Regions from separate parts of the Homo sapiens genome. Here region 1 is linked to region 2. The links are chromatin loops, found by intact Hi-C in ENCODE. Cell type or tissue: heart right ventricle. All regions are shown on one strand. Each heading gives the region's core, and the rest is flanking DNA. Links, peaks and the distances in the headings are about the cores only.

The links. Peaks named below come from ENCODE experiments on the same cell type or tissue, not always from the same donor. Only the 100,000 strongest peaks of a DNase experiment are listed, where the experiment ranks them.
Region 1: a loop joins it to region 2, with 4 times the contacts of the local background. A loop is called at or near these places in 17 of 110 quality-filtered maps.

What each region holds. Positions count from the first base shown.
Region 1 is chr2:224,646,190-224,654,074 of GRCh38, forward strand. The region is part of intron 2 of LOC105373909 (a long non-coding RNA gene); the gene reads left to right. Among named protein-coding and RNA genes, the nearest start is that of CUL3, 65 kb to the left of the region's middle. In heart right ventricle, for the core only: CTCF peaks have their summits at 4,841 (motif pointing left) and 5,040; no DNase peak of the experiment used is centred there.
Region 2 is chr2:223,989,653-223,997,537 of GRCh38, forward strand. SERPINE2 (serpin family E member 2) reads right to left here. Exons shown (of 9, transcript NM_001136528.2): 4 at 2,151-2,348. Among named protein-coding and RNA genes, the nearest start is that of MRPL44, 36 kb to the left of the region's middle. In heart right ventricle, for the core only: a CTCF peak has its summit at 4,157 (motif pointing right); a DNase peak (open chromatin) is centred at 4,189; H3K27ac peaks cover 311 bases.

The DNA.
Region 1 (7,885 bases), core at 1,720-6,719, 660 kb after region 2:
TCAAATTAAGACTTTACTATACTTATATAATGGTCTTCTATCCATGGGCAGAGACAAGCAAGGTACAAAATCAGGGGGGAAAATGAAGGCTAAATATGTATTACTAATATTCAAAATGAGAATCAAACATTTGTTATTTAAAAGTTATAGGACAATAGCAGTTGATGAGTGGTTCTTAACGGGGGCAATTTTACCACCACCAGGGGACATTCGCAATGTTTGGAGACATTTTTGGTTGTCACAACTGAGGGTAGCGTTTGCTACTGGCATCTAGTGGTAGAGACTGGGGATGTTTCAGAATATCCTACAATGTACAGGAAGACCCCCAACAATGATCAGCCCCAACATATCAACAGAGACAAGGTCAAAATAGTTCGAAATATGCAATAGTTTGAAAGAAAAAAATTCATCTGCATGTAACTTTAGAAATGAAACTAGGGCGTAAATTAAAGGCAGCCATGCATATGCACGTAAATTAAAAGGTTAAAGGTGTGCATATGTGTGACTGATTACAGCAAATTGCTGTCTCTTCATGAACTCTTAGCTGAATTAATCAAACCAATTATATATGTAGGAAGCAACCTACCTCCTCCGATAACAAGAAAATCATTTTCGCATGCAGCTTTAAGCACGTGGAAGGCCCCCAAAAGATGAATGTGCTGATGACATGCAGAGCAAAAATCATACGAAGAGGAAAAACTTGAAGAGCAAAACCTAGGGTCCTTGATCCTTCCAAGTGGACCCACCAATTGTGTCTTCTCCACTCATTGCTCCCAGTGTGTGGTAGAGTTGATCTCCTTTGACATCTTGCTTTACTAACAGATGCTTTAAATATAAAACAAGTTCAAAGACAGGTAAACAGAAGCTGAGGCTTTCATGCAGTAGAGTGTACTGTGGCTAAGTTATCTGTCAAGTACAATGTTTACTCAGTTGAGATACCTCTCAATTGAAGATGCGGGCCATTATTTCCTAAAGGGGAGTTCTACCCTGAAGTATAGTCTGAGCTGTTAAGGACAGAGGATAACATAAAATAGCTGAAAAGTTTGGGATATTGAGATAAAATGCTGAATTTCGTATTGAGATAAAATGCTGAATTTCATGAAGCATCTAATAGAAAAGAAGCAAGATTGAGGGTTTTAGGTTTTGCATTTTTTTTTTTTTGAGACTGTCATGCTCTGTCACCCAGGCCGGAGTACATTGGTGCTATAGTGGTGCTGTCACTGCAGCCTCCGCATCCTGGGCTCAAGCTATCCTCCCACCTCAGCCTCCCAAGTAGCTGGGACCACAGACACATGCCACCACCCCCAGCTAATTAAAATATTTTTTCTTTTGTGGATACGGGGTTCCCCTGTGTTGCTCAGGCTGGTCTCGAATCCCTGGGCTCAAATGATCTTCCCACCTCAGCCCCCAAAGTGCTGGGATTACAGAAATGAGTCACCGCACTCAGGCATTTCGATTTTACTGAAAAGGGGCAGGAGTGTGGGGCCTGGCTTTTAAATGAAATCTGTACACAAACTATTAAGGTAGGTATTCCCGCTTTCCTATAAAGTCTCATTATGTAGCCAGGGAAGTCATATTACCCAAAAGAACCCAACAGAAACCAAATCCAAACTGAAATATTTACACGGTTTTTTTTTTTTTTTTTGAGATGGAGTCTTGCTCTGTTGCCCAGCTGGAATGTAGTGGCGCAATCTTGGCTCACTGCAAGCTCTGCCTCCTGGGTTCAAGCCATTCTCCTGCCTCAGCCTTCCCAGTAGCTGGGACTACTGGCACTCGCCACCACGCCCAGTTAATTTTTGTTGTATTTTTTTTTTAGTAGAGACAGGGTTTCGCCACGCTAGCCAGGATGGTCTCGATCTCCTGACCCCGTGATCCATCCGCCTCGGCCTCCCAAAGTGCTGGGATTACAGGCGTGAGCCACCGCGTCCAGTCTTTTTTTTTTTCTTTTTTTTTTTTAACACAGTATCTTGCTCTGTCACCCAGGCTGGAGTGCAGTGGCGTGATTTCAGCTCACTGCAAACTCCACCTCCCAGGTTCAAACAATTCTCATGCCTCAGCCTCCCCAGTAACTGGGATTACAGGTGTGCACCACCACACCCTGCTAATTTCTGTTTTGTTTGTTTCTTTTTTTTAGTAGAGGTGGGGTTTCGTCATGTTGGCCAGGCTGGTCTTGAACTCCTGGCCTCAAGTGATCTGCCCGCCTCGGCCTCCGAAAGTGCTGGAATTACAGGTGTGAACCACTACACCCGGCCTACACAGGGTCTTTAAAAAGTCTTAATTGTTACACTTAATTGAAGTAGACATCCTTACGTTTTTTTTCCCAAGTTGGTGATCCTCTTTCATAGTTCCCATTATTAAACCTCTTTCTCTCTTTTGTTTCAGACAAAAATAGGAAGGGTTGGTATTTACTGAGCACTTACCAGATGTTGTTGTAAGTACTTTACAGATAGCTATTTAAGCCTCATCTGTGAAATGTATTTTATTAACCAATTTCCGAATGAGGAAACTGAGGCCCAGAGGATGTAAATAATTGAAAGTAATTTAGCTAGTAAGGGAGGAGTCAAACTTCAAGCTAGGCAATTTAGCCCTAGAATTTGTGATGTATTGTGCAGTCTGAAATCAGGATCTAGAATTTTTCTAAACCACGAGTCAGTATTGTCAGGGGGGGAGTAATTGAGAAAATTGATTTCTTGTTTTTCCTGAGATTCCTTTGAATTATCCTCACTGCCTTTGAAAGAAAGGTGTACAAGTGAAGGAAGGAGTACAAGTGATGCCTTTGATAGCTCAGTTGGTAGAGTGGAGGACTGTAGTGGATGAGAACGGACTATAGAAAGTCCGCACTTGGTGTCGTCAATAGGTTCTTGAAAACTGCAACTTTAAGCAAAATGAGGTATAACAAAACCATTTTGTTCTCATTAATGTTATAACAAAATGATGTTATTTGAAGACCTGCAGTTCATCATTTCGCTTAAAGTTGTAGTTTCCAAGAATCTATTGACGAGGTTAAGTAAGAACTTACTATACTTAAAAGTTTACAGATTTGGAGACGCTTTGGGGGCAGTCTTTGCAGAGCGGCAAGATAGCAGTGGACAAGAAAATGGATTCACTTTGTGTTAGATGGAAGTGACTTGATCTCTAGTTAAATCTACTAACTGAGTGATGTTGAGCAAGTCACTTAATGTCCCTGAGCCTCAGGTTCCTCATTTGTAAAGTGGATAATAACACATCTTTGAATTGTAAGGATTAAGTGATATAATTCAGGTCAAGTGCCTAACACAGTGCCTGGTACAAAGAAAGGGCTTAGTAGATGATAGTTCTTGTTTTGCAGGGAGCTTCATGGTGGAATTATAGGATGGGGATGGATTAGCAAGCAAATCTCAGATAAACATTTTGAAACTGTGAGATTAAATTCTGTTTCTGCCAATTTAAAATAAGGTGACCCTTGGAAAATGGTTTGGCACTTTGGAAACTTTAATTCATAATGAATTTAATTTAATTTATAAAGGAGGCTGGGTGTGATGGTTCAAGCCTGTAAAATCCCAGCACTTTGGGAGGCCAAGGCAGGTGGATTTCTTGAGCTCAAGGAGTTTAAGATCAGCCTGTGCAACATGGCAAAACCCCGTCTCTACCCAAAATTTAAAAATTAGCTGGGTGTGGTGGCGTGCATCTGTGGTCTCAGCTACTTGGGAGGCTGATGTGGGAGGATCCCTTGAGCCCAGGAACTGGAGGCTGCAGTGAGCTGTGATGATAGTGTGAGACCTGGGTGACAGAGTGAGACCCTGTGTCAAAAAAAAAATTTACAAAGGAAATTTTTATTTGTAAATTATTTATTATGTAATGTATGAGTCTATAATTATGTAGATATGGTCACCTTTATAATTTGTTATGTGGCACATGTCTCACATATAAGAGGCAGGACTTGACTCTGGACCAGATTAAAGACTAGTTAAACATGGAAGAATCAACATAAGCCTCTCTCCATAAGACATGCCCACCAATGCCATGACAGTTTACCACTGCCATGACAACACGTGGAAGTTACCACCCCTTTCCATGGCAATGACCTGGAAGTTATCACTTCTTTTCTAGAAATTTATGAATAATATGCCCCTTAATTTGCATATAATTAAAATTGGGTATAAATATATACGCAGAGCTGCCTCTGAGCTGCTCCTCTGAACGTAACTGCCTAGCGGGTAGCCCTGCTCTGCAGAAGCGGTCACTGAGTTGTTAGCACTGCTGCCTCAATAAAGCCATTTTCTTCTATCACCAGCTCACTCTTGAATTCTTTCCTGAGCAAAACCAAAAAACCTTCCCAGGCTGAGCCCCAGCTTTGGGGCTCACCTGCCCTGAGACATCACTAATGATCTTTTTTTTTTTTTGATTGCATGTAGTAAAACGCTTCTATATTACCTCTGTTCTTAAAAGCAAAATTAAGCAAAACAAAACTCAGGAAGAGTAAGCTAGAGACCGGATACCTATTGAGTTAATATTTTGATATACAGCAAACAGCATTTGCTATTTTGGTACCAAGAAACAAAGTCACCCAAGGAAGACGATGATACAATTTACACACTTGGAAGGGGCTTTGAGAGACCTAGTTTTTCTTGACACTTTCGTTTTATGGATGAAGGAATGAAAAAGAAAAAGGCATAGTATGGAAAACGGAGACCAGGTGATTGGTATGTCACAGGGAACTTGGAAGCAGTAGTGATAATTTTCCCTCCTGGTGGTTTTCCAAAGAGATTACTTTCTAGTTTGGGATTTGGTTAGTCTCAACTCATTCCTGTAGAATCAGATCCTGCTAAGATTAGGAAGGATCGCCCTCTAGAGGTCAAAATAAGGAGTGTATACCTGCAAAATGGACTAGATTTGGGCAGATGAGGTTCCCCTTCATGAGGATTTTGGAGCTGAACGAAACTCTTCATTTGAGAGATGAATTTAAAGTTTTGCAGAGGGGAAGGGACTTTATCACTTGGAAATAATTAGTATAATTCAGGTAATTTGACAATCCAGCTTACGTTCCTTCTCAGGCTTCCCCATCACACTAAATACAGCAGCAAATCTTTAATTTGTCAACCTTTTTCATAAGCAGGAGATTCAGGAGCAATAAACGAAAGAAGCAATAATTAATCAGCAGTTGGGGGTATTTCTATTTGTTTACTCCCATCACGGCTGCAAGACTGATTGCTTTAACTTTACCATAGTTTGATTAATTCATCAAGACTGGACAGAGTGTATTGAAATGCTAGTTCCACAAAATTTTGCTTGAACTCTTCTTATACTGTCTGTTTATGAAAGTCCTGAAGTCAGTTAGAGAAATGCATGTAGTTAAGGGTAAGAAAGGCAAGGCCCAAGTTCTGGGAACTTGGATAAAAGACAGGAGAAATATTTTTGAAAATGTAATTATAGTAGTAATTAATAAAACATATTTCTGAATGCCTGAACAGGGTTAAAACTGGCATCTAAATTTAAGCAGGATATTTTTATTCAGAATTTACTTCATTATGAAAATGGCATTCACTGAAGATATTTGTATTAGTTCACTTGGATCACTGAAATTCTAATGCATTCACTTCAATATTAACAATTTTTCAGTACTGGAAGCTAATTTTCAGGGAAATGTGATTTATATCTTGTAAACAAGATGGAAAGCAAATGTTTCACTTATTGAATCTTTTTATCTATGCAGATACTTGGTAATAGTTAAGTAATGGAGCTTTGTAGTCGCTGTCACTTAATTTTCTACTGTTTACCATCATCATGTTTAGAAAACTGCATTCAAGAGGAGAAAAAATCACCCTTCTTTTAAGATAGCATATTTCTTTTCTTTTTTTTTTTGAGATGGAGTTTCGCTCTTGTTGCCCAGGCTGGAGTGCAATGGCGCGATCCGGCTCACTGCAACCTCCGCCTCCTAGGTTCAAGCAATTCTCCTGCCTCAGCCTCCCAAGTAGCTGGGATTATAGGTGTGTGCCACCACGCCCAGCTAATTTTGTATTTTTAGTAGAGATGGGGTTTCACCATGTTGGTCAGGCTGGTCTTGAACTCCTGACCTCAAGTCATCCACCTGCCTCAGCCTCCCAAAGTGCTGGGATTATAGGCATGAGCCACCTCGCCTGGCCAAGATAACATATTTCTGAATGGTTTTTGGTTCCTGACAGAAAGTGAGCTGAAAGCTGATTGGATCTTAGCTGGCAAGTCTTACAAGATCACAAATTCTAGGAGTAAGGCATAAAATCAGTAAACAAGAGTTACAGCATCCGTGAAGTAAAATCAGTAAACAAGAGTTACAGCATCCGTGAAGTACAAGTCTGAGAGCCTAAAGGCAGGATGTGAAACTGACGTGAAAAATGTGGCACTTAAAACTCAGGACACAGATATACATAACCAGGAGGAAAAGAGTCTCTTCTTTGGCTAAGCAAAGAAATGGTGGACCACTGACTTGAATTTAACAAGATGCATAGATAAGTATTTTTTACATCAAGGATTTAGACCTGCATATACTTTTAGGGAACAAGATTTGATTAATAGCATGTTGTCAAATATTTTTTCTCCTTTACGTTCCTTAATAGGCCATGTAAATGAAGGACAGTATCATTCAACAATATCCTGGAATTGTCTCTGTTGATATTAAAGAATGTTGGATGAAATGATTATTAACCTGAAATTTGTATATATTATCTTTTTGGTGATAAATTCATGTAGCTTTTAGTAAGCATTTGAAATTATACACAATATGATGAGTTATGTTTGATGTAGTTTTTTGTTGTTGTTGTTTGTTTTTTTTTTTTTGAGACGGAGTCTCGCACTGTCACCCAGGCTCAAGTGCAGTGGTGCGATCTGGGCTCACTGCAAGCTCCGCCTCCCGGGTTCATGCCATTCTCCTGCCTCAGCCTCCCGAGTAGCTGGGACTACAGGTGCCCGCCACCACGCTTGGCTAATTTTTTTTGTGTTTTTAGTAGAGATGGGTTTCACCGTGTTAGCCAGGATGGTTTTGATCTCCTGACCTTGTGATCCGCCCGCCTCAGCCTCCCGAAGTGCTGGGATTACAGGCATGAGCCATTGCGCCCAGCCGATGTAGTTACTTTTAAAAAAGAAAGGATAATAGTTATAGATTTAGTTTATGCATTTAATACTTATGAAAGGGCTGGGATACATTTTGTGATAATAGAGCCTAAGAAGCAAACACACATGCACACACACACACACACACAGACACACACACACTACCCATCTTGTATCATACTGCACATTATATTTTCTCTAAGACTAACTAAACTAATCTCAGTGTGAAATTTACTGGCCAACCAAACAATGGCTTAAGGTAAAACTGCATAATGTCATAAATGTGCATCCTCCAAACTTTTTATCTTTTACTTTATTTTATAAGGTCCACCTTTGGAGGAACCATAAGGTTCTGAAATCAATAAAAACTAAGTACATTCTTATGATTAAAGTAATACTCTACCATAATGGATAGCAGCATTTGTCTAAATCCGGGATACTTAATGTTGCAAAGACCTTGGTCTCACAGGGCAGACTATAGTCAGACCCATAGTTTGATGCAGTGTGATTTTCCTGTTGCTGGCGTTGAACCCAGTGGTCATCAAGTTGCATTTTTCCCCGAGGTTTGTATTCTGCCAAAATTTGGCTGGAAAATTATTTTCTTGTGGATCTGATTTTAAAAGACATTCACAGATAGGTGCAGTGTCCCACGTTTGTAATCCCAGCACTAGGGAGGCCACCCAGGGGGATTGCTTGAGGCCAGGAGTTTGAGACTAGCCTGGGCAGCATGGTAAGACCCTGTCTCTTAAAAAAACAAAACGAAGGTTAGCAGGGCATGGTGGCTCACACTTGTAGTCCCAGCTACTCCAGAAGCTGAATT
Region 2 (7,885 bases), core at 1,869-6,868:
CCCAGAACAGAGTCGCATCCAGTTCCAGGTTCCTCAGTGAAACCTGATGACAGGCATGGAAAGGAGGGTGAGAAGGGTGAGCTAAGCTGTTCGCCGTGTTTACTTGTGAGGGAATGAGAACAGGAGTGAGCAGCGGACTTTCTTTTTCTGGTCCGAATTAGGTACAGATCAGTCAGGGTGGAGAGTAAACAGATAAGACATCAAATTGGGCCATTTAAGCAGAATTTGATGAAGGACCAGTTGTAAAGCATAGACAGGATACAGAGAAACATGATGGACAGTACCCTGGACAAGAAACGGTGGGCACCATGGCTAGCCTTGGGCTGGGAGGGAGGAAGAGAGGGGTGGTGACCCAGAGAGAAAGAGCTCTTGGGCACACCCCCTGGCAGAAGCTGAAACCTTTGGTAGAGGAATGCAGCTGGCCCATGACTCTGTAAGGGGGGGCTTGGGAAGTTAGTACCCTGACCCCTTTCTCCTCTGTCCTTCCTATCGCCTGCAGACTCCCAGCAGCAAACCCAGCAAGAAGAGAGAGGGCAAGGGGGCCCAGAGCAGGGTGGAAGCGGGTAAAGAAGAGAGGCATGAATCGGGGAAAGTGGAGGGAAGATACCAACACACTGTGGGGGTTCTGTAGGGTTTAAATCTTTGACAATAAGAATGTATTTGTGCATTATTTTCTATAAAACACACATGTATATTCCTAGGCAAATCAGTTTCCAAATGAAAAGCTACCCTGACATGTAACTCTCTGGGAATAGCCTGTTTACTCAAGAAATTCATGTTATATTTCTGTAAAAACAAACATTTTAAAATCTTCCATAGGAATGTTAATGGAATCCTTGCATTTTAATCTTGAACTATTAACTTGTTTTTTTTTTCAGCAAGAGAAACATACAGTAAATGAGGGCCCCCTCACTTTTTATTTTATTTTTTTATGGACTATAAAGTGTGTACAAAAGATTGACCTAAAATAAAATCACTTCATTGAAACACTAACACGGCCACCGGCTCATATCCCAGGCAAAGTGATTTTAGAAGTTCATTTGAGCCTGGTGCGGTGGCTCATGCCTGTAATCCCAGCAGTTTGAGAGGCCAAGGCAGGTGGATCACTTAGGCCCAGGAGTTCAAGACTAGCCTGGGCAACGTGGCAAAACCCCATTTGTACAAAAAGTAAAAAAATTAGCTGGCCGTGGTGGTGCATGCCTGTGATCCCAGCTACATGAGAGGCTGAGGTGGGAGGATAGCTTGAGTCCAAGAGGTCGAGGCTGCGGTGAGCCATGTTTGTGCCACTGTAGTCTAGCCTGGGTAACACAGTGAGACTCTATCTCGAAAAAGTTTTTTCAAATTCAGAAATAATTTTTCTGAAATCCTACCATTAATATTTTTTACTGAAGATCCTCTGAGACCTATCTCTATTGACGTGTGAATATAAAGAAAAGAATTTTACATAAGCGAGATTGATATCTGCTGTTTTATATCTCGTTTTCTGAAATCAATCATATATTGCATAATCTTTCCATTTATATAAATCTAAGTCTCATGATCACATACGTTCCACTGTATATTTGTATTTGGCTTCTATTTATTTGTCATTGTGTGCTTATGTTCACAGTATAAATTCCCTGGAGCGGGACTGCTGGAGCCAGGACCCCGAGGAAGTCCTCGGACCACAGATCCCTGCCACGAACAGTGCCCAAGGGTCCTGCTTCCTCCCCACCAAAGCCACCGAAGGATTTTACCAATGTTTTTAATTTTTGCTGATCTGCTAAGTAAAAAAAGAAATCCAATTTTTAATTTGGTAATGTAAGACTGCTAATGAGTTGCTGTGTTTAATGCTCACTTATACTCATTTCATGAATTGTCCTTTCATCTTTAAGTTTTCAACCAAAAAGCCTACTACACACGCCATGCATTAATACTTTTTGTACATAACTTATGCATATATTATGCATATTATGCTATGCATGGTAACTTTTGTACATAACACAGATTTACATGAGCTTTATAAAAATCCTGCCTCTCAGCACCCTGCTCTGTTCCCCAGTTTTTTAAAAGATGAAAAGTTAGATTTGCTCTGGAATTAAGTTAAAGCACTCAAGGGCCTTTCTGCCGCCAGCACATCCTAGAACAGGCTTCGCTGAGCATGAACTCACCACACCGGAACACGGAGAGCTGGGCCAGCATTGGCACTTGATAGGATTTCCCGTCGGCTGCCACGAAAGTGCGTTTCTTTGTGTTCTCGGGTTGGAACCGTGATTTCCACAGACCCTTGAAATACACTGCGTTGACGAGGACCAGTCTGGTGAGCACACCATCAATAAGATCTGGGGACAGCAGATTGTCAATCATATCTGTGAAGCCAAAGAACAAACAAGGGAAAAATAACCTCAGGACTGGTGGCCGGCTTGAGGGCAAATGGCAGCTGTCATCAGGTAGACTGAAAAATCAAAGGATTTTTAAGGAGTGTTAAAGAGAATCTTCTTAAACTACCCTTTTGTACTTTCTAGGTTCCCCTCCCCCACTAAATATTAAAGTTAAAAAGAAGTTAAAAGAGAAACAGAAAAGACTTTAGAAACCCCTAGCTAGGGGTTACAAAACTTTTCATCAAGAAATTCTTTTATTATCAATTCCCTGCAAGTCCAGGCTTTAAAAAAATCTTACTCATCCAAATAAGCTACATTTGATAATGAATTATTTCTTCTTCTTCTTTTCTTTTTTTTGCCAATAAATGACTGATAGTAAGGGTTTCTGGTCAGTACAAGATAAACAATTTTGTTTTGTTTTGCTCCACTTGGTTTAATTCAATCCCAGTCAAAAATAAACACTTCAGCCTGTATGTTATTAAGGGTGAATGCTTCATTTCTCTTAAGATTTTAGAAACATCAAACATTATTTTGGAATCTCTGGGTATCACAAGGCCTCCTAACTGCTTAAAGAAGAAAGGAAACAAAAAATCAGTGTCTTTGTTTATGGGTCAGGCATCAAGCAAGGTGCTAATATTAGAGACAACAGAAGAGAGGATTTTGAATGTTCCCACCATAAAGAAATGAGAAACGTTTGAGGTAACTGAAATGTTAATTACTCTAATTTGATCATTACACATTGTATACATGTATCAAAGCATTACCACTGTACCCCATATATGTACAATTATTATGGGTCAATGAAAAATAAAATAAAGCCCAGGCACAGTGGCTTATGTCTGTAATCCCAGCACTTTGGGAGGCCGAGGAGGAAGGATCACTTGAGGCTAGAAGTTTGAGACCAGCCTGGGAAACATAGCTAGACCCCATCTCTAGAAAAAATAAAAATTAAAAACATATTAGCCAGCTGGGTATGGTGGCATGCACCTGTAATCCCAGCTACTTGGGAGGCTGAGGTGGGAGGGTCGCCCGAGCCCAGGAGTTCGAGGCTGTGTTGAGCTATGACTGCACCACTGCACTCCAGCCTGGGTGACAGAATGAGACCCTGTCTCTAAAAAAAATAAGATAAAATAAATCTTTAAAAAGACAGAAAAAATTAAGGTCTGTCCTAGAACTCCTAATTTTGAAGGAAAATGCTCTTTACAAGACGTTGGGAATGGTCCGTCTTACTTGTATCAGGAGTGAAGGAGTGAACACAATTCTTCTCATTTCAGGATGCTTCCAAAATGCTACCCGTGGCTGAAAGAGCCTTCCAAAATGCTACCTGTGGCTGAAGGTTTGGTCTTCCAGTTAGCTTCCTTTTATTATACAGTTATTATACAGTTAGCTTCACAATTATTCTGAGGTCTTTGAAGGTTCAGTTGTGTGTGTGTCTGTATGTATGTGTGTTTTTAAATAGGGATCAGTAATGCCCAAAGCTATTAAAACTTAGTTCACTGCATTATTAGCTCAAATATATGTGTGTGTGTGTGTGTGTGTGTGTGTGTATGTGTGTATGTGTATAAATACATAATATAAATACAAGTTATACTACTTTAAATGGTGAGAGTAAAACCAACAGCTTTTGAAGAAGCAAGAATATCTAATTCAGGGGTGAGAGTATTAAGTCCTTTTAAATGAAACTCAAGAGGATTCTGATGTACAGTAAACAAGTGTTTACATAAATCATGATAAATAAACACTGAAGTTTCCCACAGCGTGCTGCTAAGACAGTTCCATCACCACTCACTACTTCCACAAGGGGGCACTAACGCCACCTTAAGTCAGGACAAAGAAGGAAAATATCTAAGCCATAAACAGACATCATTCAACTCAACACAAAGCTGGCTGCAAACAGACTGTCCTGTGGGAGCGAAGTTAGAACTTTATGCCATCCCACTAGCAAGCTCATAATTGACTTCCTAATAGTGAATGTTGTTTCTTGCCTCTGCTGGGAACATTACCCAGTTCAATTCCTACTTGCCTTTAAGACATAGCTCAATGGTCCCCTGGACTTCTAAATCTTCTCTGATCATCCTCGCCACCTCCTAAGAGATGTCTCTGCTCCCGATTTCTGTAAAGCCCAATGCCTGGCCCCACCATGACACCTGCAGTATTTTATTCTAGCCAATTTTAATGTGTCTGTCTCCCTCAGCTACACTGAGACCTGCATGAGACTCTGCCATTCACTTTTTGCTTACTCCTAGCACTACATGGAGCATACAGGCAGTGCTCAATAACTGTCTGTAGAAATGTCCTTAGCCCCTTTTTACAGAGACAAATAATGCCTCCAACTGCCCCTGGGAGGACTAAGATATAATAAGGGGACATGAAGAAATAAAAAGAAAATGCATAGTTTAGAGGCAAAGAGGCACATGGAAACCTGCCATCAGTAACTGCCACAGACATGCATCTATCATCCGTCCGTCCATCCATCCATCCATCCTTGGATACCTACCTGCCTACCATGTGCCTGGTACTCTCTTAAATAAGAAACCAAGAAGGAAATCTGGTCTCAAAAACTACGAATGAGAGAGAGGTGCAGGCTGACATAAAATAACTTGGAAAAGTATACAGCTGCAATTTAAATAAATATCTGGAAGTGGAATTACTCAAGGCTATGGAGGGCTAAGAAGGTGACCTGACCTAGTTGGTGAGGTCTGAGATGGACAGTACCTCAGAAATGGCTATAAAAATAGCTCACACTGGTTGAACATTTACTAAGTGCAGAGTCCTTTGCTAAATGCTTTCTATGTATTATTCACATCCTCACACCAGCCTTAATTGTTGTTAGAATTATTTGAATAGGTATCACTATTACATCTCTCCATTTTACAGACGAGAATGCTGATGCAAAGCAAGCTTAAATAACTTGCCCAAGGTTATACAGGTAGTATGTGGCAGAACCGAGATTCAAACTCAGAATGTGTGCTTTTAATGTTCATGCCTGCCACTCATGGTATGGTACAGAAATGAGTTGGCCTTAACCAGGGAAGAGGGAGAGAAGGCAGCAGGAGTGTATGTGTGCGGTTCTCCAACAGGAGACAGGATGGTGGGTAAGGGGACTAGGAAGAGGCCTGTGTGGCTGGAACATAGAGTACAAGGATGAGTGAGTCTGCAGAGGTCAACAGGCCAGACCCATCCCTGATGGGTCTCCTCCTGCAAAAGGCCTGCGCGTTGGGCTCTCCCACTCTCTGTAGGGAAGGAACTATCATTTCCGTGAGACAGACCCAGCAACCTTCCAGACACAAACAGTTGAGCTCCAAGTCACTTCTGAGCTCTACCATGTGGTCATGTACCTTTCAGTGGGGGCAGTTCACCCCCAGGTAAAGGCAGTTTGGAATTTGGCAGGGATGTTTTTAATTGAGTGGGCAGTGGCCAGAAATGCTATCTGTCCTGCAATGTTCAAAACAGTCCCACCCAATGAAGAATTGTGCTGCTTCTCCCGTGGCTTTTCAATACCCCACCGGATCTCTGCATTGGTAGGACACCTACTTATAATTATCTGAGCCCAGAACCTCGTTCTTTTTCGTGTGTAAACACAGGGTGTTTTGGGTTTTTTGTTTTTGTTTTTGTTTTTGTTTTTGCATCCTTTTCATGTATGCTGAATTTGCCAGGAATGTGAGTCCCACGCAAATCAAGCAGAGCCTGTGCTTTGTTTTGTTCAGAAATTTATCAAAAGTCTTGCACCGTTTCAGAAAAAATTGCATCAGCAATAGTTAACACAGCTCATGTTTATGAGTCACCAGGACAACATGCCTGTCTCTGTCTGCTTTTGTAGCTGTCAATTCACAATTATTCTGAGACTCTGACTACTTTATTACGTATTTGAGTGTAGTTGTACCCAAGGGTTTACCTATTGAACTACATATATACATTTCTTTTGTTTTCCTTTGTATTACAGTTTGGCACTGTCTCAAATTTTTAAAAATTTGTGTGTGTGCATAGAGTAATATGATGTATGAATTTCATTTCAGAATAGTAAAGAGAGTATTAAAAATATTTGTTACAAACGGAGGAGCTGGGGCTGACAGGGCTGCAAAGTGCTGCAGGAGTCTCCATGCTTCTTCCCAGCACACGTGGGGGTTTTCTCCAGGTGCTCTGAAGACTGTCACATGGTCTAACTAATGTGGTTTAATATTGCCATTCTACAGATCAAGGCAGCGGCTAAGAGGACAAAATGACATGTCACAGTCACACAGCCTCCAGCCACAGAGTCAGGACCAAGAACCAGTCCTGAGGGCGTCTGCTTCTGACCACTCTTCACAAGCCTACAGATGCCAGACACCTGGAGACTCCACTGAACACCCTCATGTGTGCTGACCTCCCGATGGTTTATGGTTTTAGGAAGGGCGCCCAGACTGCATGGTCCAGGCCCCACTGAGAAGGGACGCCACGAATTTACCCAAGTCACCTGGGGTCTCCTCCACCCTCCCTGGAGCCTTCTTTGTCCACCTCTTCACTAGTTCTGCTAATGGGTCTCCAACATCTGGGTGTGTAAGAATGGTGATGGGAGGCAGAGGCAGACTGGGAGTTGCCAGCCACTCCCTCGGCGATTCCAATGCAGTGGGCTGGGCTCCAGGGATCTGCCTTCTCAACACATAGCCCAGATAATTCTGATGCAGGGACACCAGTAACCACACTTTTAAGAAACATAGCCTGAAAGGCGACAGTTTCCCTAGGTTTTGTCTTTGGGCTTCTTCTTCCTATTGACTCTCTCCCTTCTATGAAAAAAGGCTCTATAGCCAGGCACAGGGGCTCATGCCTATAATCCCAGCACTCTGGGAGGCTGAGGCGAGAGGACTGCTTGAACCCAAGAGTTCGAGACCAGCATGGGCAACACAGTGAGACCCCACCTCTTCAAAAAATAAAAAAATTAGCCAGGCATGGTGGCGCACACCTGTAGTTCCAGCTACCGGAAAGGCTGAGGTGGGAGGATTACTTGAGCCCAGGAGGTTGAGGCTGCAGTGAGCTATGATTGCACCACTGCGCTCTAGCCTAAGAGACAGAGTGAGACCCTGTCTCCAAAAAATTAAAAATAAAAAAAAGGTCCCAAATCTGTACTCCCATCCTTCACATTCTCCTGTTGTTCCAGACCTACAGCTCCTCCTGCATGTTTCCAACTGGACCTCCACGTTACAAATTAAGGTTTTTTTGTTTTTTTGTTTCTTTTTGTTGTTGTTGTTTTAGACACAGTCTCATTCTGTTGCCCAGGCTGGAGTGCAGGGTTGCAATCTCGGCTCATTGCAATCTCCCCCTCCCAGGTTCAAGCGATTCTCCTGCCTCAGCCTCCCAAGTAGCTGGGATTACAGGTGCCCGCCAGCATGTCTGGCTAATTTTTGTATTTTTAGTAGAGATGGGATAAACCATGTTGGCCAGGCTGGTCTCGAACTCCTGACCTCAGGTGATCCACCCACCTTGGCCTCCCAAAGTGCTGGGATTACAGGTGTGAGCCACTGCACCTGGCCTACAAATTAAGTTTTAAA